Linked DNA regions of Mus musculus: all the other regions are linked to region 4. A link is a loop called in an ENCODE intact Hi-C map of the cell type or tissue named here. Cell type or tissue: left cerebral cortex. All regions are shown on one strand. Region 1 holds the start of Blvrb (biliverdin reductase B (flavin reductase (NADPH))). Region 2 overlaps Hipk4 (homeodomain interacting protein kinase 4). Region 3 holds the start of Gm15541 (a long non-coding RNA gene). Region 4 overlaps Gm30543 (a long non-coding RNA gene). Region 5 holds the start of Sertad1 (SERTA domain containing 1). Region 6 has its middle 3.4 kb from the start of Zfp607b.

Evidence for each region. Peaks named below come from ENCODE experiments on the same cell type or tissue, not always from the same donor. Only the 100,000 strongest peaks of a DNase experiment are listed, where the experiment ranks them.
Region 1: it touches region 4 in a loop (5-fold over the local background); 9 of 42 quality-filtered maps call a loop at or near these places.
Region 2: it touches region 4 in a loop (3-fold over the local background); 18 of 42 quality-filtered maps call a loop at or near these places.
Region 3: a loop joins it to region 4, with 2.3 times the contacts of the local background. A loop is called at or near these places in 11 of 42 quality-filtered maps.
Region 5: a loop joins it to region 4, with 2.4 times the contacts of the local background. A loop is called at or near these places in 6 of 42 quality-filtered maps.
Region 6: a loop joins it to region 4, with 2.7 times the contacts of the local background. A loop is called at or near these places in 12 of 42 quality-filtered maps.

Annotation. Positions count from the first base shown.
Region 1 is chr7:27,447,731-27,451,730 of GRCm38, reverse strand. It overlaps Blvrb (biliverdin reductase B (flavin reductase (NADPH))), which reads right to left and starts at 3,753. Exons shown (of 5, transcript NM_144923.3): 1 at 3,535-3,753. The coding sequence starts at 3,613. In left cerebral cortex, CTCF peaks have their summits at 2,252 (motif pointing right) and 3,520; DNase peaks (open chromatin) are centred at 2,219, 3,213 and 3,872; H3K4me3 peaks cover 1,021 bases; H3K27ac peaks cover 462 bases.
Region 2 is chr7:27,524,854-27,528,853 of GRCm38, reverse strand. It overlaps Hipk4 (homeodomain interacting protein kinase 4), which reads right to left. Exons shown (of 4, transcript NM_001033315.2): 2 at 202-558. Among named protein-coding and RNA genes, the nearest start is that of Hipk4, 3.6 kb to the right of the region's middle. In left cerebral cortex, a CTCF peak has its summit at 2,213 (motif pointing right); DNase peaks (open chromatin) are centred at 1,290, 2,210, 2,600, 3,335 and 1 more place; H3K27ac peaks cover 445 bases.
Region 3 is chr7:27,506,899-27,510,898 of GRCm38, reverse strand. Prx (periaxin) reads right to left here. Exons shown (of 7, transcript NM_198048.2): 5 at 2,796-2,952. Gm15541 (a long non-coding RNA gene) reads left to right here and starts at 2,940. Exons shown (of 3, transcript XR_881907.3): 1 at 2,940-4,000. In left cerebral cortex, CTCF peaks have their summits at 2,142 (motif pointing left) and 2,925; DNase peaks (open chromatin) are centred at 2,137 and 2,736; H3K4me3 peaks cover 1,202 bases; H3K27ac peaks cover 869 bases.
Region 4 is chr7:27,334,286-27,338,285 of GRCm38, reverse strand. Gm30543 (a long non-coding RNA gene) reads right to left here. Exons shown (of 2, transcript XR_391221.3): 2 at 1,474-1,696. It also overlaps a transcript of Ltbp4 not described here. Among named protein-coding and RNA genes, the nearest start is that of Ltbp4, 2.6 kb to the right of the region's middle. In left cerebral cortex, CTCF peaks have their summits at 2,213 (motif pointing left) and 3,443; DNase peaks (open chromatin) are centred at 595, 1,686, 2,207 and 3,739; H3K4me3 peaks cover 503 bases.
Region 5 is chr7:27,485,080-27,489,079 of GRCm38, reverse strand. Sertad1 (SERTA domain containing 1) reads right to left here and starts at 2,127. Exons shown (of 2, transcript NM_018820.4): 1 at 2,002-2,127. Gm38972 (a long non-coding RNA gene) reads left to right here and starts at 2,120. Exons shown (of 5, transcript XR_881906.2): 1 at 2,120-2,355. In left cerebral cortex, CTCF peaks have their summits at 1,388 and 1,593 (motif pointing left); DNase peaks (open chromatin) are centred at 938, 1,197 and 2,162; H3K4me3 peaks cover 2,255 bases; H3K27ac peaks cover 2,083 bases.
Region 6 is chr7:27,683,927-27,687,926 of GRCm38, reverse strand. It overlaps a transcript of Zfp607b not described here. Among named protein-coding and RNA genes, the nearest start is that of Zfp607b, 3.4 kb to the left of the region's middle. In left cerebral cortex, CTCF peaks have their summits at 2,018 (motif pointing right) and 2,828 (motif pointing left); a DNase peak (open chromatin) is centred at 2,075.

The DNA of each region.
Region 1 (4,000 bases), 110 kb before region 4:
AACATTTTGTTCATGTTTCTTGTATTTATTTATTTGTCAGAGTGTCACACTGTAGCCCACACGATCACCGAATTCACAATGTAGCTCAGGCTGGCCTTAAACCCTGTGCTGTTCCTGCTGTCTACCTCCTAACTGCAGGTGTCAAACATCTGGTCAGGCTTTCTGTTAAGCTTTTATTTTTAAGTAATCTCAGCTATAGAGAAGTTGCAAGATTCTCTAGACCTGCTTCCTCTTTTTACTTATATACATAGTATATGATATGCAGAACTTATATATTTGCATAGAAAATTCACACATGTACAAATCTGTCTGTCTTTCTGTTTCTCTTCCTATTTGAGAATAAGTTGCAAAATTCATTCACTTTTAAGGTTTTTCTTTTCCTTCCTTCCTTTTTTATTTTTGGAGGCAAAGTATTACACAAAACAGGCTGGCCTTGAACTATGTTTTCCAGAACTGGCTGTGAACCTTAAAAAGAGAGTGTGAACCTTCCACTCTCTGAGTCTTGGGAGTATAGGATTTTCTCATCATTTCTCCAGCTCTTTCAAGAATTAATAAAATAAAATAAAATAAAATAAAATCTTAACACTCAATACAAAATTTCACTGCCTGACCAGTACACATAAATTCATATGTCAATCCAACATCTGGCATTCTGTAACCTTATCCTGGCAGGAATGCAGATGATAATCAGACTGCTTGAAACAGTGGACCCCCCACTCCAAAAGTGCAACTTTCCCAAATGCCTCATGATGGCAGGAGAAGGAGGCCGGGGCCCTGTGCCAACCAGAAGAGGAAGAGATTTCATGGCTCTGACAACTTGTCAGAGCACCTTGGAGGACACAGGGTTCAACAAGATGATGGCTGTGATGACCACACCATTAACGAGAGGGATTGCGCATGCGTGGGTACCTCTTGCCTTCTATTTAAACTTGTAGCTTTCATCAAGACCTTGAAGGCTGGGTCTGGGTAGCAGAGGAGCTTCCCGACATGCTTACATTAAATTCATCTCCTTTTTCTACTTTCACTATTAGTTTTTCTCACTAATTGACCTGCTGAGGACACGTGGTCAGACCTGGCTGCCAGGGCCTAGGCTCAGATTCTAGCGACTCCCGCAGCAGCAACTTGATACATTTTGATCGTTTGTGACCAATTTAAAGCAGTCCAGCACTCACACTGAGCCCTAGTTTGAAAAGTCCTAGATTGTAACAATTTTACAAAGTGGCCATTCTTATCATACCAAGAAAGGGAAACTGAGGCAGGTTCTGGTAACTAGCCTTGGGCACACAGTGGGTAGAGAAAACCAGAGCTACATTTAAGACTGGGCTATAATCTTTATATCTGAGTTCAGTTGGCTGAGGAGTATAAGCACCCACTGGGCATGAGCCTTGGTTCTAAGCACTTTCTGCATTGTAAGTCATTTCATCAGAGTCTCAAGGCAACCCCTGTTTTTGTTGTTGTTTTGTTTTTGAGACAGGGTTTCTCTGTGTAGCCCTGGCTGTCCTAGAACTTACTCTGTAGACCAGGCTGTCCTCGATCTCACATAGATTCACCTGCCTCTGCCTCCCAAGTGCTGGGATTAAACACTTGCACCACCACCACCACCCAGCTAGCAACCTCTGTTTATCTGTTACTCTTATTTGTGTGTGTGCATGTATGGAAGTCAGAGGTCAAGTTCTTCTGAGTTGGTTCTCTCTTTCTGGGGATTTAACTCAGGTTGTCAGGTACCTTTACCCACTGACCTATCTGTCTAGCCCGCAACCATTGCTTCAATATTGGTCTTCTTTTCTCTTTTCTTTATTTATTTTACAGATATTTAGGTCTTTGACTGTAGATGACACAGTATTTGGTCACATCACTGTGGTATGTGGTAGACCTGGCTGTTTAAATACACAGGATGAACCCAGAGTCTGTTTGTTAGACCCTTGGTCCTACAAAATGACATTGAGGGACTAAAACCCAAGCCCTTCCTAGCTACTTGTTTTCCTTGACTGTGCAGTTTCTTGGGCACGCTAGGCCGCTAGGCCGTGGGGCCTACTGAGCCACGCCCCCCTCAAGCCTCTTCTCACAGGTGGATCCCAGGCAGGCGTTTCATCTCTGAGAGCTATATCCCCTAATCCCTTCCTGCCTTTTTTTTTTTTTTTTTCCTTTTTCTTTTCTTTTTTTTTTCCTCTTCCTGTTTCTGACAGGTTTTTCTGAGCCACAGGGAGAAAAAGGCCAGGCCTCCCGGAAATCCTTCGTGTAGTTCCGACTGTGACCAGCAGGGAGAGCCATCAGTAAACAGTGGTATTGGGGATTAAGGTATTTAACAGGATACTCCACAAATTCATGGTGACACAGCATTTGTCAACTTCTCTCTTCCTTTCCCTGTTCCTCCCTAGAAATGATTTATCAGCAGCTTGCTTTTGTTTTGTTGTTTTGACATAGGGTCTAAGGTTGCCCACGATGGCCTTGAACTTGCTGCGCAGCCAAGGATAGGTTTGATCTCCTGAGTCTCCTACCTCTGCCTCTCCAGGGGTGGGGGAAATTACAGGTCTACACCACCACAGCCAGCCTGTAGTTTGTTTTCTCTGGGAGGCCCAGGGCGCTCTCCTTTGCCACGAATTAAGGCCCTCATTAAGTCCCTGGGGGAAAGGATAGCCCATGGGGGGCGGGGGGATGGAACTTCTAGAAAAAGCCTCACCCAAAGCAGGAGCTGTGCTGGGAACCAGCAGGGACTGGGCTCTTTGTGGCCTCCACCCTTTTGGGGCACTCTGATAGTCAATATCTTAAGAATCGCCAAGGCTAGCAAGGGTGTGGCTCTTTATCTGGAACTTTCACGTCTGGTCCAGAGTTAACTTCTAGACTGAGGAGCCAGGGGATGATGGGGGATCCTGCGCCCTCCCCTCGGGAGGCCCCAAAGCTCAATGTCCTTCCCAGGACTTCAGTTCTTGGACTGCCCCTCTCTTATAGGGTGATCACCTCCATTCTCTTTGAAGTAAGTTGCTGCCTAACCTTTTCGATTTTCTGTTCCAGTGACCAAACTATGAGCCTGCAGACAGTTTTTTAGTGCTTAAGACCACGGACCGGAGTTCAAATCCCGACACAGCCATGTACCAGCAAGTCCTCTCCGCCTCAGTTTTCTTATGTGTCAAGTGGGGTAACACACTAGTTCCCATTCCAAATGAGGGTCACCAGAATTTTAACACGTGTAAGGAGATGGCCCGGCTGGCTGGATGCCAAGCTAGTCCTGGCTCAGAAAACCCTTTCTGGGTGTGCTAACTAGGACCACCACCACAGTTACGACATTTCATAAGAACCCCTGGTTTGCATAGAACTGTCAGAGGAGTCCTCCAGGTTCCCACAGTTAATTCCTTTACGCCTTGAACCCACATAACGCTGAATGTCAGAGTCCTCCATTTGTGCCCCCGTGACCACTTGCTGGCCCACAGGCTGGGGCACACACCGCCCCGTGTGGTCTCCGCCCGGCCCCCAGGACGACTTTTCCCAAAACTCCGCCCGGTGTTCATGACTTCCCCCACCCGCCCCGGCTCCTGCCTGCTTGCACCGCCTGCGCCAGTGTGGTGAGCCCGGTCCTGCCGGTGGCACCGAAGATCGCGATCTTCTTGACAGTCATGCTGCGGGGTCCAGGGCCGGAAAAGCTGAGAACTCCGAGGACGCGCGGGAACACAGTGGCTGCGAGGAGGCGCGCTGCGGGTCCTCCTCGACCCAGAAGGAGGGGGCGGGACCAGACAAGGTTCCAGCCTCCGCCTCACCCTCCTAATTTGGGTTCAAAGGGCGGGACCGAGGCGACCACGCCTCCCGCTGGAAAGAGCATGAGTAGGCGGAGGAGTCAAATTGCATTTCCAGAGCCCCTTCTCCGATAGGCGCTTAGACGTAGAAGCCACGCCCCTTCTAGGGAAGGGAGTGGGCGGTGCTAGAGCAGTTTGTCACTTAGCGCTCTGCCTACTAGAGACAGCCACCCTTAGTGGGCGGGGCTGAGCGGGGCGGGGCCGGCCGGGGC
Region 2 (4,000 bases), 190 kb before region 4:
TTTCAATTCTCCAGTCGTCCCCCTCATACCAGATTCTTGATTTCCAATCCATCACTCTCCCACTGCTACAGGGAGGATATGTGACCTAACTCAGGCTCCACATTTCACCTAGACCCTCAGTCCAGCCAAAGAGACATGGCGATATAGTATCGTCCCCACCCCCCAGCACAGGCTGTCTTCACCCTGCATGCTCCCCCATACCTTGGTCTCAGCTAGGTAGTCAGCAGAGGACTTCAGCTGCCAGGGGTTGGTGGCATCGGGGTGGGGGTTACGCTTGAAGAAGTGGTGAGCCTTGCGAGCCGCATGCAGCAAATGGGGCTTGGGTAAGCCCTGGGTCTCACAGATGTAGCGCACCTGGTCATACTCATTGTTGCCTGGGTAGAGAGGCCAGCCCAGATGTAGCTCGGCCATGACACAGCCCAGAGACCACACGTCCACCTTCTCACAGAAGGGCAGCCCCAGCAGGATCTCTGGGGCCCTGTAGAAGCGGGACTGGATGTAAGGCTCCTTCACATAGCGTACCTCACTGAATATGCTGGCCGAGCCAAAGTCGATCACCTATGGAGGACAGAGGGGATGGAGCACAGGGCAGCTGGGTTGGTGGAGTGGTAGAGATGACAGGATAGGCCCCTCCTGGGACTCATCCCTGTGTATCTCCTGTGTCTGCCTAGCTCTTGTACCTTCTACACTTCCTTTCTTATGAATGACCCTGCCTCTGTCCTCTAGCTATTGCTTCTGTGTCAGGTGTCAGGTCTGGCTCTGTCTGATTCTCTGCTTGAACTTGTGCCTATAATAGTTGGGACCCTCCCCCTGCTGTAGTGCATAGTAGGCAAGTATTCACCCATATCCTCTGTCCTTTTTGTTGGTTAGTTTTGAGACAGGGTCTCATATAGCCCAGGCTGGCTTCAACCTGGTTATGTAGCCAAGGATGTCCTTGAATTCCTGTTCTTTCACCCAGCTCCCAGCTATGATTTTAACATCATTTCACATACTATATATATATTTCCCTGAGGGGGGGTGTTGTGTGTGTTGGAGGTGTTATAGGCATATGTGGGTGTCATCACCCATGTGTGCATGTATAAGGCCAAAGGTCCTCTATCTTCCTCTACCGCTGTAACCTTATTTTGTGAGGCAAGGTCTCTTAGTGAACCTGAAACTCACAACTTTGGCAAGATAGCCGGGCCACTGAGCCCTCAGGATCTTCTTGTCTTCCCTTACATCCCCTCAGCCCTGGGATTATAAAGTCAAGCCCAGCTTTTATGGGGTCCCTGGGGATCTGAATTTAGGCTCTTCTGCTTGTGTGCAGCAAGCACTTAACCCGCTAGGCCTGAGAGATGGCTCAGTGGTAAAGAGCACTGGCTGCTCTTGCAGGGAATCCAGGTTTGGCTCCCAGCACCCACATGGCAGCTCACACCTGTCTGGAACTCTAGTTCCAGGGGGAATCCAAAGCCCTCTGACCTCTTGGAACACCATACATCCATACATTTGCACTCACATATAAAAAGAAAATAAATGAAAAAAAAAATAGAACTCCAGTCCCATGACAACAAGAGCTTTGTATTTTATTCAAGGCTGTGTCTCTGGAGGCCTGGAACTAGTAGGCATTTTACACCAATCAGTATTGTCCTCCCTTTGATTTGTGTGTCTGTCTTCCATGGTCCTAGAGATTGAACTTCAGGCAGGGTCATTCATAAGAGAGGAAATGTAGAAGGTACAATAATCTGGGATTATAGGCATGTTTCACCAGGTCTGGCTCCCTTCTCATATATATATGTATGTATATGTATGTGTGTGTGTGTGTGTATGTGTGTGTATTTGTTTTTCAAGACAGGGTTTCTCTGTGTAACCCTGGTGGTCCTTAAACTCACTCTGTAGACCAGGATGGCCTAGAACTCAGAAATCCACCTCTACCTGTACCTCCCAAGTGCTGATATTAAAAGCATGTGCTGCCACCACCCAGTGGCTCTGTCTCTCTCTCTCTCTTTCTCTCTCTCTCTCCCACTGCCTCTTCAGCTAATCCTCATCTCCCAGTGTCTCTGTCTTTGTTTCTGTGTCATGGACTGGAAAGGTACCATCCTAAAACCAAGTCCTCTAAGATCTTTACCGTCAGACACTGACAACACCCCGAAGGCCTTCAGCTTGTAATTACCAAGCTTCTTGGTAATCCATGGGCCATGGGTAGGCGCCTGCCTTTCCTCTCGCCACCAGGTGGCGCTCTTCCAGTCTCACTGTGAATTCCTGTGACTCAGGGCAGGCTGCAGCTTCCCTGCGTTTATTTATTCATTTATTTATCCATTTAGTCACCTCTTACCTCCATGCACACAAGGCCAATCATGAAATAGTTATTAGTCTGGACTCAACGCCCCCTAGGACTTCAGTGACACTGAGAGTTGAGCCAGTGTATGTGGAGTCCCTTCATTCTGAAAGCACTTGAAGGGTGCCAGCGACCCCCAGGTGCTGTGTGAGCCCTGTTAGGTCTACAGAGCTCTCTTCCTCTCGGCTCACTGTCCTTCCATCCAACAGGGCAGAAATACCCATCTCTTCCTGTCTCTGTGTCTCTAACATTCAGTGGGGCACGGGGAGAGGCACAGTATAGGCAGCTTTGGTCCAGCCCTGCCCTTGGGTGCTGCTGCCAGCCCAGTCATCACCAGTGCCTTGCTGACAGATAAGCAGGCAGAGGAGTCTGAGCTCTGATGGAGGAGGCACAAGAGGGGTGTCTGAGTAGGTTGATGAGGCCCAGACAGAGGCTCAGCAGAAGTGGGATCTAGGGGGAACAAGGGACAGCTTAGGTGCCCACCCAGGGTCAGGAACAGGAACAGAGGCTAGAACCACCTTGCATTTGTCTAGATCCGCAGGCTCTGGCTCAACTTGAGCCCACTCAGCCTCTCTCACATCTTTTCTTTAAAGATGAGGTCTCAGGTAGTGCAAGACAGACCTTGAAAGTGCAAGCTGACCTTGAACTTGTTTAACAGCCAAGGATGACCTTGAATTTTTAATCCTCCTGCCTCCACTTGTGCAGTGCTGGAAATATAGGAGGCTGCCACAATGCCCAGCTGCCCCTCACACTTTTTCATTTTTAAACTGAATTTAGTGGGGGGAGGGATATGCAAATGCAGTGGTATATGTGTAGAGGTCAGAGGACAACTTCCAGAGTCAGGAAGTCAGTTCTCTGCTCCCACCATATGGGTTCTGGCTACTGGACTCAAGTCCTTAGGCTTGGCAGCAAGCACCTGAACTGGCTGAGCCATCTTGCTGGCCCTTCTTTTTCTAAATGTATGTGTAGATGTTTGTATGCGTGTGCACATGTGTGTCATCACACATGCATCGCATGTCTTCTATCGCTCTCTAACTTTTATATATGAGATAAGATCCCTCCCCTCCTGGAACACCGAGCCTGCTGATTGGCTAGACTGGCTGGCCATCAAGCTCTAGGAATCCTCCTGTCTCTACCTCCCCTACACTGATATTACAGGTGTGCTGCCACAGCCGTCTTTTCATGGGGATGGTAGGGGTCTGCACTGAGGTTTCCATGCTTGTTCAGCGGGGACATTACTATCTGAGCATCTCCCCAGCCCCTCTCCCTCACACTGTGAAACCCATCAATCAATTCTAATTCTGTTGTCTCTAGCTCTAAAATCTGCCCGGAATCCACGAATGCCCCAGTTACATCTTTTACCTGGGACTCCTCTTGGATCACCCCATCTGCTTTCTTGGTCCTACTTCCCCCCAAGATGAGCCCCTAAGTCAGAGCCCATCCTGCTGCTCTGAATTCGTCTGCAAGCCTAGCGTGTTGGTGTGTAACTTTGAGCCCATTGTTTGGGAGGCAGAGGCAGGAGGATCTGCCATGAGTTTGAAGCCTGCCTCGTCTACATAGTAAGTTCAAGGCCAGCCAGGGATACATTGTGAAACCATGGAGGGAGATATACATACCAAAACAAAACCAATCTTGACTGTGCCTATGAGGATTTGTGCAACCCCACCCCTACCTCCTTGGTGTCCT
Region 3 (4,000 bases), 170 kb before region 4:
GGTTAAGAGCACTGACTGTTCTTCCAAAGGTCCTGAGTTCAAATCCCAGCAACCACATGGTGGCTCACAACCATCTTTAATGAGATCTGATGCCCTCTTCTGGAGTGTCTGAGGACAGCTACAGTATATTTACATATAATAAATAAATAAAATTAAAAAAAAAGATTCACTTTAAAAAAAAAAAGAAAAAGAAAACAAGCTGGGCATGGTGGCAATGCCTTTAATCCCAGCACTTGGGAGGCAGAGGCAAATGGCAGTAGTAAGTCAGTTCGAGGCCAGCCTGGTCTACAGAGGGAGTTCGGGATAACCAGGGCTACATAGAGAAAGGCTGTCTTGAAAAACCTAACCAAACCAAACAAACAAACAAGAAAAGACTAAAGGCCGTGTCTGCCAAGCTCCTATCAGGTAGCACGTTGAAGCCTGGCAACTGCTCCTCTTATCCCTTTCTGTTCTCTTGGATACTGCTCAGAGCCTGGGCATGCTTTCCCTGGCACAGTGTTTTGTGTTTTCTTATTCTTTCTCTGAGGCTCCCACACCCCTCCCCCCATCCCTTTAGCCATGTGACTACTTACTAACCTCCATTGCTTTCTTGGACCCTAACTTAAAAGACCTGGCTCTCTCTCTTCCTCTCCCCCACTCAACAATTGCTAAGACTTACTGCCTGCACTGGGGTTTTTCTCCCAGTCTGTAATAAAATTGTCCTTGGGTGTTTTGTTTTGTTTTGTTTTTTAAAAAACACTCCGACCTTGTCTTTCTCCAAACAGGTATCAGCAGGCCACTCAGTCCTCAGGTCAAACCTCCTTGGAGATTCCCCACAACCAATGAAGTGGGGATGAAACCTGGCCAGTCACTCTATCACCTAAAAGTGATGCCTAGAAGCATCCTTGAGGCCTCCCTCTCTATGGTAGCCCACACCTAGTCCTGAATATCTGAGAGTCAAGTCCTTCCAACACCACCATATTAAGCCTGCCCATCCATCACTTCTTAGAGGCTAATTGATCTTGTCCCTGATGCTGCCTCTTACATTTCAGCCAACTGTAAATAAAGCAGCTAAACAAGACTCATTTCTGCTTCTCTTCTGCTTATGTCACAGAATAAAAGTCATAGTCCTTATGAGCCCTTCAAAACTGCCCTTGCCCCTACCTTCTCATGAGTTTCACCCCACTATTCTGTAAGTTTCTTTTATTTATTCATTTATTTATTTATTTATTTATTATATGTAAGTACATTGTAGCTGTCTTCAGACACTCCAGAACAGGGAGTCAGATCTCGTTACAGATGGTTGTGAGCCACCATGTGGTTGCTGGGATTTGAACTCTGGACCTTCGGAAGAGCAGTCGGGTGCTCTTACCCACTGAGCCATCTCGCCAGCCCTTCTGTAAGTTTCTTATGTGTAGGGACCTTTCTGTGTTCTGTTCACCATTGTAGCCAAAGCAGTAAGATGCTTAGTAAATAACTGTTATGGAACGGGATGTACTTCACTGGTAGAAGGCTTGCCTAGAGCTCACCAATGAGAGGCTGGGAGCACAGTTCATAGAGCATTCACCTAGCATTCATCCAAAAAGCCCTGGGTTCCATCCTCAGTATGACAAAAATGAACATATACATTTTAAAAATAATTAATTAAAGAAAGAATAATTGCTACATGCAATGCATAAGTTGAAACAGCTCTATCCATAGTTCTTAAAAACATCTTTCATTTAATTAAGTTCCTCTCTCCATCTCAAGTTAACTCCACCCCTTTTTCCTGTCCCAATAACACATTAATTAGCACTTACATAGTGCTTACTGTGTGACACTTATCTGTGTGCTGTTTTCAAAACCTGACTCATTTAAGCTACATAATAACCTCATGAGGTCAGTGCTAATTATTCCCATTTAAAGATGAAAATATGGAGACACAGAAATATCACGAGGGTTCTGGGAGTCCAACACAGACAATGAACCGGCCCTAAATAATCATAGTGCCAGCTGGGCATGGTCGCTCAGGCCTGTCATCCCAGCTACCCTGGAGGCTGAGGCAGAAGGATCAAAAGTTCAAGGCCAAGGGCTGGCAAGATGGCTCAGCAGTTAAGACTGCTCTCTGCTCTTCCAGAGGATCTATCACCCACTTGGTGGCGCACAGGGGATTCCGAGCCCTCTTCTGGCCTCCAGGGGTACAACAGATACATCACACACCGACATAGTTGGTGGCAAAACATCCATACAAATAAAATAAACTAATTATTTTTTAAGTTTACAGCCAGGGTTACACAGGAAGTTCAAGGCCAACTCGAGCAATTTAGACTCAAAAATTTTAAAAAAATAGAAAGACGGGCATAGGGGTGCGTGCCTATATCCCAGCTTTTGGTAGACGAAGTACATCCTCAGCTGTACAGCGAGTTCAGGCAGGCCTGGGCTCCTTTCCGAGCCCCCAAAACAATGTAATTCGGTGGTAGAGCAAAGGCCTGGCATGCTGGAGGAGCTAGATTCAGAACAAGGAAAGCCTCGCCACAACCTCTTAACCCCGCCTCCTAGCAAATAAGCACAACTTCAGTTTCATCCTGCCAGCACTCTAGGCGGATACCTAACCACACCCATGCAGGTCAACCCTGACCCACCAGGCCTTCAGACTCCGCCCCACTCCGCCACGCCCCCGCCAGGCCCCGGACCCAAAGCAGATTCCTAACTCCGCCTCCACAGACCCGATGTGCCCCGCCCTCCCCAAGTCACGCCCCCAGCGCGGTGGCCAAGGCAAATTCTTAACTCCGCCCCCATAGGCCGGCTCCGCCTTGCCATATGCAGACCACGCCTACCTTCTTGCAAGCTGAGGCTCTTAGCTGCCGGTGAGTCCTCTCGCAGCTCACGGACAAAGATTCCTTCTTTGCCGCCGCCTGCTACGTTGAAGCCGCTGACCCCGGTCTGTGCCTCGGTCTCCACGATAATCTCCACCAACTCCGCCCGTCTCAGCTCCTGCGAGGGGCAGCAAGGGGTCGCCATGGAGCTCCAAGACGGCAACTCGCCCAGAGCTCGCCATGGCGTTCCTTCTCTAGGACCCGCGTTGTGGTTAAACAGCTCTCCTTTCCCGCTCGCTCTCTGGGAGGGTCGCGGTCCGAAAAGCAAGGGGCGGGGCGGGGCTGGAAGAAGAGGGGATGAGTAGGCGGGGCAAGATCATGGGGCGGGACTAGAAGTGCCAAATTAGGTGATTTTGAGAAGCTTATTAATTTTCCATTCTTTCTTCCTTTTCTTCCTTTTTTTTCATTTTATTTTTGAGACAGGGACTCCTGTAGCCCAGAACGTCCTAGAAATCCTCCTTCAGAGATCCTCCTTAAAGTACTGGGACTAAAGTCATAAGACAAAATGCCAATTCCAATATCCATATTTTAAAGACCAAATGGGGCTTTAATAACTACACAACAAGCCTAGGGATTTAACCCAGTGGTAGAAGTCTTGCATAGCACGCACGAGGTTCTGAGTTCTGTTCCCAACATGAAACTAAACAAACCAAAATATAAAATATTCAGCTTGATAATAGTTATTCCTACAGGACAAAGGCATGCCTCTAATAAAGGGAGACACCCTTAAGCCATGCGGGATGGAAGAATGGGGTCTTGCCCTCTGTGGGCTTGAATATGTGTAAGAATGCTGTTGTGAACTCTTAACTCCAAGACATGCATAACTCCCCCGGGAAAAGGAATCCAATGAAGGGGGGGGGGGTGCGTGGGTAATGAATGGTGACCGCAGCAGAACTGGCATTCATGGTATTTGCTGGCCCTGGCTCTGAAACACGCTAGAGGGTTCACATCTGCTTCCCAGAAGGGGAAGCGAGAGGTCTGATTCTGTCTAGGAAACCACAAGATTTTGCGGAGCACCTTGCACTTCTGGGCCTGTTGCTGTACTGCAAAGTTGGGTGGTGTGAAAGGAAAGTCTGGTTGTGAACTGAAACCTGACCAAGCATGGATGGACCTGGGAGAATGCAAGGCACTGCGACCAGCCAGGAGAGGGAAAATCAGGCCTAGAC
Region 4 (4,000 bases):
GTTCTTGCAGATGGTGTGGCTAAAACAATGGACAGGACCATCTTCCTGGAAGAGTTGATGTGGGCCATAGAGATGGCCCCTGGGTCAGGGGTAAGATCCAATACTAAATTCTTGTTACTTCGAGATTTGGTGTGGCTGAGGAAGAAGGGTCTCGTTAAGTAGCCCAGGCTGGCCTGGAACTCACCCTGGGAAGTGACACCACGTTTGATTCATCAGCAGAGTCTGGTCTCTCCCCTGGGAAGTGGGTACCGGGGAATCTATCAGTTCCACTAGACAGACAGCTACGTTCAGAGACACCAGCACTGAGCGAAGGGGGAGGCCTGCTAAAGCAATTCCAGCTGAGAGGACCTGAGGCCCCTGAACACTCATCTCGGTGGTAACCACTTGTGTCACTTGGGACCTCTGCTCAAGAGAGACTGGGGCAATCAGTTCTTAACTCCTGAAATCCTCCCACCTCCAGGAGAACTCACCGCCCAGGCAACCCCGCCCGGCACCTGTCCATCTAGCCCCTCCCATGTCGCTTACCGATTGGCCTCACTCGGAGCGCTGACAGTGCAGGGCTCTGATTGGCGGGAAGTTTCACAGCCCCAGGCTTGCACGGTGGAGAAAGTGAGTCGGCCTCTGGCTGAGGCGGGGGTAGGGGGCGGGACCGGGGCCAGGCCGATCCGGACCCACTGGACACACTGCCCTCTTGGAGCCGGACTCTGCACCCGACACGATGCGCCGGCCTGGCCTCGGCGGCCCCTGCCCCCTCTTGCTGCTGCTGCTGCTCCCAGCCGCCACATCTGCTAGCGGCTCCAGTCCCAGCCCCAGCCCCAGCCCCATCGAGAAAGCGGTGGTCCCGAGCCACCAGGCCGGGTAAGCCCACTGCAGCGTCTTCTTCCTCGTGCTGTACCCAGTAAGTCTTGTGGTCTCGGAGGAGCAAGACCTTCAGATTTAGGAGGCTACAAAGCAACTGCTTTTGGTAGAAGGATGCTAAGGCCAAAGCCCTTGGATCTGCTGGGAGCCCCTACTTTGCAGTCGTTAGAATTCGAGATGCGCTGAGAAATTGAAGCGGAGGTCCCTCCAGAGGGGTAGGATGGGTAAGGCTCCAGCCAACTCCCGAGTTTATTGGGGAAAGAACCCCAGTTGATACCGGGTAAGACTTCGAGTTTTCTTAGAATAATAGCGATGGGTGGGGCCCTTGAACTAGCCTTCAGCTCCCCAAGTTTCCTGAGTGTTTTTTTTTTTTTAAAGGTGCTGGAAGGTCGTGGTGAGATCTTAAAGAAAAGTTGCCGTGTTCTGGGTTTCTAGGGGGGCTGGATTAATTGGAAAAGACTTCTAGGTTCTTCTAATAGATTAGGAAGACGCATATAGGCTCCTGGCAAGGGGACTGGAGGAAACCTGTGTAGGGGATCCTTGGATTTTCTGACGCTTCTAGTTTTCTGAGATCAGAGCTCCTCCGGATTGAATGAATTACTAATGACTTGGTGGTAAGGTCCAGGGTAGTTTATAAATTTCAGTGTTTATAGGACACCATCGCGTCTGCGGGTGACAGGATCGGAGGAGATGGTCTGCTTAGCATCCCAGTCCTGCTCCTGGCAGCTCTGCGCACCGTTACAAAGGCCGTGGGCTCCGCTCCCGCTCCCGCCTGGGTCTCTGGGAATGCGTTTAGTAACCCGAGCCGCGCCGGGGGCGGGACTGGGAAGGGGTTAACCTGGAGGAAAAGCGGGAGGGATGACGACAGGATTCGAGGGTCTCAGAGGCTCCCCCAGGGCAGCCTGCGCTCCCTCTAAGCCTCACTCATCTAGAATGGATCCGGGCATTGGATTCCCTTTCTCAGTATCTTCCAAAGTTTTTCTCTCTGGGTCTGAACGCGCACCATCATCCCTCACCCCCCCCTCTAACTTGGGGATAATGGACTTGTCTGGGGGGCCCCTGGGTGACGACGCTCTGGCAGTACCGCTGAAGGGTCGCGGCTGAGACCCAGTGGCACTGAGACATATCCGGAAAAGACCCTTTCCTCTCGGACATTGAAGTTCAAGGACCAGGAGACGCTGGTCCCAGGACGTACATCCTAGAAAGGCGGGAACTGGATAAAATTCAGGCCTCGGGATTCCCAATTCTGGACTTCGGTATCCCTACCACCTCAGCACTGTGCTGGACCCGTAGTCTAAGGCGACACCGCAGTGCACAGCCGCCGAGGTCTGTGCATGTAGCGCCACCTACTGTTCGATGTTAGGATGGCGTCTGAGCCTCCACTCTCCTCGAATTAGTGGGCGGAGTTCTAGATCCCAGACAGTCCAGGCTTGTAGATTCGCTTAGAACTCTCCTTTGAAAGTCTCTTGAAATAATTTTAAGCCTGGCGTGATGGCTTATGTATGTAACTTTAGCTTTAGTGGAGAATGAAGCAGGAGGATTGTCGTGAGTTTGAGGGCTACCTGGGCTACACAGTACATTCTAGACCTTGTCTCAAAATAATGATAGTAATGAGTGCTTGGAATTCCCTTGAATCTTGTCTTGGTTTCTCCTCTGTCCTCCACCCCTGCTCTCCTTTGTTCTGAGGCCTGAACAGTCCCACTCTCCTATTTACAGTGTTGCTGCCTGTCACTGCTGCCTAGACCAGACACCTAAGAGTAGCCGCTGCACCCGAGGTGGGTTCTTCCAGGTGGGGTATGGGTATGGGTCCCCAGCGTCATCCAAAATGAAGAGATGGACGATGGCAGAGGCTTGGCCCTGCTTTTCTACTGAATCCCTGATTGTCTCTAAAGCTTCCTGCAGGGTCCGGAACTGCCCACCTGCCAAGTGCACAGGTCTAGAGGGGTGCCTGACCCCAACACCTTCGGTGCCCAGCCCCAGCCGCAGTCCCGTGGAGAAGAGTCAGGTATCCCTCAACTGGCAGCCACTGACGTAAGCATATAATTCCTCCCCTTCCAACACACACACACACACACACACACACACACACACACACACACGCACGCACGCACACGCACACTGGCCTTTCACTATTAACTCATTGTCTGTGTTTCTGTTTATTCTTCCTTGCCTGGCTGAATCATTGGGTCTTTGCTTCTTGATCTGTTTCTGTCTCTACGCCCCACCCACTTTTCCCTTCCCATCCATCTCATATCGCTTCTCTTTCCATACCCTTTTTTTTTTTTTCTTCTTCCATAGTCCTTTCTCTGAAAGTATTTCTCTAAAGATATCCCAAGCCTTGCTCCCAATAAAAGGGCTGGGGGCAATGTTGGGCAAACCCACTCCTGGAAGTGCTCCTGGCTTAGGAGGGTTCCCCCCCCCCTTGAGGTGAGGAGGCCAATTTAATAGTAGTGACAGCCTCTTCCACCCTCTTCCACCTAGTTTGCAGGAGGCCCGAGCTCTGCTGAGGCAAAGGCGGCCCCGAGGGCCGTGGGCCCGGGCATTGCTGAAAAGAAGGCCCCCACATCGCGCCCCTGCCGGCCAGGCCCGGGGTAAGAACATCCGCCCTTCCTCCGTGTAGGGGGTGGAGGGGGGTGGTTCCGGGCCAGATAAAGCCGTCTGGTTCCCACGGTGCTGCCGCCGCCTACCAGTCCCCTATTGTAGCTTGGTCCACCCCACTCCCCAGGATGCGGCCACCTCTAGGGACCCCTGCGTCCGGCAGTATGAGGTGAGCCAGGGACAGAACTAGACGCAGGCCAAAGGCGCTGACCCATCAGGGTGGGGCCGGGAAGCCAGGCGTCCGGGCTCCCGTGGCTGAAGAGGGGGGCAACTCGCCCAGCAGAGAGCGAGGCTGAACCAGTCCAGACAACAAAAGCGATTGTGCGGGTTGGCGCCTGCCCCGGCACAAAATGCCCAAGATTGCGGGACGGCTGGGGGCCAAAGACCTTTCCCTCTTACATGCCAGACCGTCCCTTGACCCTACTTTTACTACAGCCCGGTACCCCAGATTAGAGCACTCTATAGACTCAACTACCCTCAGAAGCCCTCTCCTGCTGTGTGGCCTTCAGCCCAGATGCATCCCCCTCCTTCCTAAGGTTTTCCA
Region 5 (4,000 bases), 150 kb before region 4:
CCTGCCCCCAAACGTGCTATGTAGGCAGCTTCTGCTCTTCCCTTCTTCCCCTTCCCAGCGCTGGGATTACAGGTGTGTGCCACCATACTTGGTGTATTTGATGCTGGGGATGGAACTTCCTGGGCCTCCTGCATGTAAGGCAAACATTCTACCAACTGAGTTATATTCTCAGCGTCCTCAGTGAGCTTCTGAGATACAGACAGCATTCTGTTATAAGTTGCTACTACAGATTAGATTAAAGGAACAAAAAGCCCTTGCAACATGGTCATTAGTACTTGAAATTTTACTTTTATTTTACATTTTTGTGTTTGTGTGTGTGCGCGCATGAGCGTGCAGATGTCCAAAGAAGCCAGCTGCTGGAATCCCTGGAGCTGATTTTAAAGTAACTGTACGCCATCAGATGTGAGTACTGGGAACTGAAATCAGGTCCTTTGTAGGAACAGCAAGCTCTAAAACCACATCACTAGTTCTTATTTATAAGCACTCTTTGGTTTTGCTCTTTTGAGACAGGGCCCCACACTGTAGTCCGGGCTGACCAGCCATTCCAGGCAATCCTCCTGTCTCAGTCTCCCAAGGGGTTAGGATTACAGGTGTGTTCCATTCCTTGATTACAAATACAGCCATCTTACACAGTTCAATACAGAGTATCTGCTATGCATGGAACTCTATGGTCAAATGTACAGAAAGTGGTAGGAAGATGCCATCCTGGGAGGTAGTCAAGGCAGGTTTTTCTAAGAAAGATAAGTACATTGAAGCTGAGTCCTGCTGTTTGCACTGTAGGCTATGGAGAAGCAGGGCCAGGCTTTCCTGAAAGAGCCAAAGGAAGACAGAGAGAGGTAAACCTGAACTGGGGAGTTTAAAAAAAAAAAAAAAAAGAAGGCCACCACACACTAGGAGCAGGCGCAGAGAGTGTGACACAGTAGGAGTCCCGGTGGGGGTGGGGAGCAAGCAGGAGGAGGCGCGGGCAGGAATAGGAGGCTTGGATTTTCAGAGTGTCAGGACAGAGTCATGGAGGGTAGGGTCTAGGCAGGAAGATGAATGGTGACGTTAGTTGGCAAGGTCTCTAGAGGATCCCCGGTAGCTGCTGCCTGGGGAAAGATCGGTGGCGGGGCAGCATCATGTGTGTGTGTGTGTGTGTGTGTGTGTGTGTGTGTGTGTGTGTGTGTAGGTTTGGAGATAGAAGTGGGCCTGAACTGCCTGCCTTCCGACTGCTGTACTCACTGGGATGCTGGCCGCTTGGGTTTAAAGCCTAAGCTGTTAGTAGTCACTCAAGGAAGTAAGGGTCCCGAACTTATTGAGGAAAGAGAGAGACAAGGGAAACCCTGAAGGGCCGCGGGAGTAAGTCATTGACAGAAGTTTGAAAATCGGTACTTTCTTCCAAGAGGACTAGAGTTTGAAGCCCCTAGCCTAATCTAACGGGGGCATAAAGGCCGCAGGGTCTCAGTCCCGGGGACGCTGCCTAGACCTAGCAAGACACTAAAAATCCAGTCTTTGCCCTTTTCGCTGAAGACCCGGGAGCCGGGAACCGCAGGAATTCAGCCCCCACCCCGACTCCGCCCCCCCGAGTCCCGGCGCCCCCTAGCGGTACTCCAACCTGGGCTCCCCCGGGGACTCCGGCCCCAGTGACCCCGGGATCCTTTAGATTCCCCAGGGTACCGCCTGTCCCTCCCGGGCCACAGCGAGCCGCGACCCCCGCGGGCCGCTCAGTGAGCCCGGCCTTCCCTCGCTTCCGGAAGGCAGCGGAGGCGGCTCCTCCCGGAGCGGCGGCGGCGGGGGCGGGTGAGTCACGCAGCCGGAGCCAGGGAGCCGGCGCCTCCGCCCCCTTCTCGGGCTCCGACGTGATTCACCCAGCCCGGCCCGGGCGGGCGACACATACAGGCCCTGGGCGCTCGATCCCGGTCAGCCCCGGCCACCATCTACCTAGCTGAGGTATCGAACACCCTAAAGAACCCGGCCCCCCGTACCCCCGTCTTTCCCCACCAGGCCCCTTCATTTACATACACAGATCACTCGCGGCCAATCAGAACGAAGAGGGAGCCACACGCAGCCAATCAGGAAGCGGCTGCCGTAGCATCGCTAGCTTGTTCTGCTCCAGCAACCGACACCTGGGACGGTAGGCGCAGTTCTGACTCCGGCGCACGACTCCAGACACTCGACTATCCCTAGTTCCCGCCCACTCGCGTGGCAGCCCCGCCCTGCAGCTCAGGGATCGGCTCTCGTTGGTGGTGGTGGGCGGAGCCTGAGCGGGGCCGTTCCAGAAGGAGGGGGGAGGTTGTCCCTAAAGCGCATGCCCAGGAGGACTGCCTGAGCGAAGGGACAGCTCTGGTAGCGATTTCCCTTGTGGGGCGATGACAGGTAGGGGTTTTGTACTTTAAAAAGTACAGGCCTGTCACTTCATGTGTTATTTTAGAAAACTGTATGACTTCTGGAAGAGGACCTACTTCTTGAGAGTTACAAAATTAACAGTTTTCTCAGTAGGGCTTAGGATACTGGACTCAATACAGTGAGACAACTGGATTCTACTATGATTAAAGACGGGAGTAAGGGGGGGACGGAACGACACCAGAGTCACGTCCTGGGCATCAGTTCCGGAGGAGCTGTGTGACTTTGGGCAGCAGTTTAAGTCCCTGAAAATAATTTCCTGCGGGGCGTGGTTGTTCACACCCATAACCCCAGTATGGGAAAACTAAAGTATGGGGGATTGCTTTGAGTTTGCAGCCGGACTACTTAGTGGATTTGAATCCAGCCTGGACCTCAGAGTGAGATCCTGTCTTAAAACAAAACAAAACAAAACAAAACAAACTAGCAAAAAAAACCGACGAACTTTTTTTTTTTTTTTTTTTTTTTTTTGCGACAGTTTCACTAACTTGCCCAAGTTAGCCTGGGAAACAGAGCAACCAACCCTCCTCAGCCTGTCAGTGACTGGAACCAGAGACTTATGCCACACCTAATATTCTTTTTTTTTTTTTTTTTGGTTGTTTGGTTAGTTGGGTTTTAGTTTAGTTTTTGTGTATGTTTTTGTTTGTCTCTTTGTCTTGGTTTTGGGTTTTCGTTTATTTTGAGACAGGGTTTTTCTGGGCAACAGCCATGATTGTCCTGTAACTCAATCTATAGACCAGGCGGCCTCTAACTCAGAGATTCACTAACCTCTGCCTCCTGAGAGCTGGGGTTAAAGGCCTGCGCTCCACACCTGGCCTTCAGCTATTCTTAAAATATGTTTGGAAAGGTACAGTTTAGTGAAAGAGTGCTTGCCTCACATTTCAGCATGTTAAACACCTGCACTTGGTTACAGCACTGAAAAATAAAATAAAGTAAAATAGCCTGATGATTTACTAAGAGTAGAACATTAAGGGCTGGAGAGGTGGCTCAGTGGCTAAGAGTACTTGTTGCTCTTGCAGAGGACCAGGCTCGGCTCCTGGTTCAGGTTCAGTTCAGCACCCACATGGCAGCTCATGACTGCCTATAACTGTAGTTTTAGAAGATCCAACACCCTATTCTGACTTTCTCAGTCACTCGATACACGTACTACATAAACAGCCAAACAAGCACAAACACAAATCCAAACAGTAGAATGCTGGGCTGAGGAGGTGGCTCAGTGGGTAAAGACACTGGTGCTGCTAAGTGACAAGCTGAGTTCTGTCTCCAGGGCTACAGAGAAACCATGTGTGGAGAAACAAACAAACAAACAGTCAATCAACAAAGAGCTAGTCTGTGAAGCTGGAGAGGTGGTTAAACTGTTAAGACTACTGTCTGGTCTTCCAGAAGACATGGGTTTGATTCCTAGCACCTACATAGGAGTCCCAACAATATAATTCCAGATGCCCTATTCTGGCTTTTGTGGGTTCCAGGCACATATGTGGTACATAGGCAGACATGTAGGTAAAACACCTATGTATACAAAGTAAGATAAATCTTCATGTGGTTGCTGGGATTTGAACTCTGGACCTTCGGAAGAGCAGTCGGGTGCTCTCACCCACTGAGCCATCTCACCAGCCCCCTA
Region 6 (4,000 bases), 350 kb before region 4:
GGGATGGAGCAGGTAGCCAGATTAGGATTAATAGATCAATAATTGCCCAGATTAGGATTAATAGATCAATAATTGCCCAGATTAGAATTAATAGATCAATAATTGCCCAGATTAGGATTAATAGATCAATAATTGCCCAGATTAGGATTAATAGATCAATAATTGCCCAGATTAGGATTAATAGATCAATAATTGCCCAGATTAGGATTAATAGATCAATAATTGCCCAGATTAGGATTAATAGATCAATAATTGCCCAGATTAGGATGTAATAGATCAATAATTGCCCAGATTAGGATTAATAGATCAATAATTGCCCAGTATCTGGGTGCAGCTTTGTTTCTCTGTGTGGTTACTGGGGACTAACAAAAGTTAAAAGAAATGCAACCACCAGATTACTTCACACTGTGATATAAATACATTTATATTTTAAAAATAGTTCATTTTATAATAATCGAGGACATGAGGCCCGACAGACCAGAGTGGAGTCCCTCATTCCATGTGACAAAGCCACCTTATATCTCCCCTCCAGGAGTTTGTTTTCCTAGACTTCTTCCCTGAAACTCTTAGCACCCTCTCCATGTGGGCCCCAGGTTAACAGACTCCCTCCTTACCACCTGGTGTCCAGGAATCAGAAACCCAACTACAAGCACACACTGTAGGTTACCTGACAATCACATGCCATGGGGTATCTCCCTGTAATAAGTATAAGAAGGGGCCCTCACAGTGCTGGACGGTGTTGTCCATGCCTTAATCCCTGCACTTGGGAGGCAGCATCAGGCTGATCTCTGAGTTCAAGACCAGTCTGGTCTACAGAGTGAGTTTCAACAGCCAGGGCTACACAGAGAAACCCTGTCTTGAAAAAAAATCAATCAAAGAAACAAAACAAATATGCTTCCTTCCATCTGCCTAGTGGGCCTGATTCTCCTACAGCCTCTGCCACACTGTGGTCTATCCATGGATTTAATAACCGTTCTAATCAACTCTTTGGTTGTTTTTAGAGTTTCTCTGTATAGTCACATAGACCAACCTGCCTCTGCCTCCCAAGTGCTGGGATTGAAGGCCTACACCACCACCCTTCTGCATAATAATCTTAGTTTTAAAAAGACAATCCGCTTCAGCATTGCCTTAAACAGCAAACCTGCAACTCTTTAATAATGACACTACCAGGGCAGGAGAGGTGGCTCAGCAGCTGATCCTCCAGCAGACCTGAGGAGGACCCAAGCTCAACTCCCAAGACCTATGCCAAGCAACTTACACACCATGTACCACGTTAAATTCCAGGTCCAGGGTGTCTGACGCTCACTCTCGGCTCCCAAGCACACCCGTGCTTACATGGCTAGTGCTCACATGGACTGCTGTGGAGGCTGACACAAAGAAAAATTTAAAACGCTCTAAAAATTAAACATCTTAAAAGCCTGGACTAGAGGATTTCCTTACCCTAACCCCACCTCATGGAGAGAAAGAACTACCTGCAAGGTGGACATGAGCCGAACCCTGCTCAGTGGGCCTGGGTACTCTGGTCCCATGGTATTGGTCTCTAAGGTGTGTGGAGGGTGTACCTTTAAAGATTTGACCAGTTTGTCCGGGGGAGTTCTACAATCTTCTCTGTATATTTAATGAAAGTGAAGCACACCACACCCAGTGAGCGTTTTTCAATTAAACGTTTTACACTAAAAATAGATGAGTCAGCTTTCTCCTTCCTTATGGAGGTTCTCTTGCTCTGGGGGAATCAGACACAGCACTGGGCTGCTAGGGGGAGGCTTCTCTGGGCAGAGCTGAGGCCTCTGGCCAAGAGCAGCACTGTCTTCCAGGTGTGGGAATGAGACCCTCTTATGGGATCCCTTAGAACCAGTCAAGCGGTCTGATGACTGGAGATCTGGACAATGTCTTTAAAACAGAACCACCAGATAATCTGCTCACGGGTACTTGACCCACTTAAAATGGATGAGATAAATTTTTACTGTTTTTTCATTTTTAAATCTAGAAACCTGCCATTGCACATAATGGCCACTAGGTGGCATTAGGAGTCCAAGGATAAAAGCAAAGAGAAGGGTTCATTGTTGGTCAGTAGTCCGCAAACGGATCTCCATCCCTTTACAGATATCATCAAGCAGAAGGATGGAGGTGAGGGGAGAAAAGGACAAAGAGGAGGAGATTGTCAAGGTTAGTGTTTGTCTGCGTCCCGCCCCCCCCCCCATCCCCAGAAGGGAGAAGGAAGAAGCTGGCACTGGGGACAATCAAGGTTTTGCTGTTTTTCACTGATTCTAGGACTGGAGAGCTCTGCTAGGAAGTGCCTTTGTAAGTTCAACAGGCAAATCGTGGGGACAGTGAAACAAATTAAAAACCTCCAAACAAGGTAGCTCTGCCAGTATTAAAGCAATATAAACAGGGGAGTGAGACAGTTAAGTAGATAAAGGTGCCCTGAAGCCAAGTCTGACAGCCTAAGTTCCATTCCTGGCACCACATGGAGGGGGAGAAAGCACAACCCAGGAAGTTGTCCTCTGATCACCACACATGGGGAGGAGGGATAGGATACGGAAGCGTGTGCACATGTGCATGCACACACACATACTTGTTTCTAAAAAGAGGAGCCAGACATGGCAGAACACAACCAATGGCAGTCTCAATACTCAGGAGAACTAGGCAAGAGAATCGGGAGTTTGAGGCCAGCTCGGGCTAAGTAGACTCTATCTTTTAAAAACTTCAAAGAAGGGGCTGGTGAGATGGCTCAGTGGGTAAGAGCACCCGACTGCTCTTCCAAATCCCAGCAACCACATGGTGGCTCACAACCATCCGAAGTGAGATCTGACTCCCTCTTCTGGAGTGTCTGAAGACAGTTACAGTGTACTTACATATAATCAATAAATTAAAAAAAAAAACTTCAAAGAATACTAACAACAATATTAATAACAAGTTTAAAGAAAAAATACGGAGAAACATGAAGAAACCTATGAAAAATAAGTAAGATAGCTGGGCAGTGGTGGTACATACCCTTTAACGAGCAATCAGGAGACAGAAGCAGGCACAGCCCTGAGTTTGTAGGTAAGTCTGGTCTACAGAATGAGTTCCAGGACTTCCACGGTTATATGGAGAAAAGCGAGCAAGATATATGAGGATTCACACACAGACACATGCAAATATCCTGTGTAAGCACACACGTATGCATAATGAAAAAGCACCTGTCCAGCTGAGTATGGAAGTGCCTGCAATCCCAGCATCCCAGAGTGGGGAAGACTGAAGCTGAACAGCCAGGAGTTCAGGGTCAACCTGAGATACTGGTCTCAGAAACAAAAAGAAAAAGAAGGAGGAGGAGGAGGAGGAAGAGGAGGAGAAAGAGAGAGAGAGAGAAGAGAGAGAGAGGAGAGGGAGAGAGGGAGGGAGGAAGGAAGGAAGGAAGGAAGGAAGGAAGGAAGGAAGGAAGGAGGGAAGAAAGAAAAGTGGATCTGGAGAGATGGCTGAGCATCTAAGAGGGGGCGTTGCACTCACAGAGGACCCCCAGTTTGGTTCCTAGCACTCATTGTATCACTCACAATTTTCTGTCACTTCACCTCCTGGAGAGCCTATGCTATATTCTGGAATATGTATGCAGAGACCTACACACAAATAAACATACACATAATTGAAAATAAAAGTACAGATTTTTTTTTTCTTTAAAGAGGGAGGCAGACATACACCTGCCAGGTCTGTTGGTACAGCATATGCCATTAATCCTAGGCAGATCTCTGTGAATTCAAGGTCAGTCTACTCTACAAAGTGAGTTCCAGGACAGCCAGGGATACATAGTGGGACCCTGGCTCAAAAGGAAAAGAGGAGAAGGAAGAAGGAAGGACAAACGGTAAAGGTTTCCCTGAGATTCCATTTTTCTTATCACCTAAGCCCAGAAAAAGTCCTAATGCCAGGTGACTCTGCTGGCAAAGCCACGAGGAAGGCACTCTTCATCCCCTACTCCCTGAGTCCATAGAGAGAAAGAAACACCGTGGTTGGAAGGCAGGGTTCA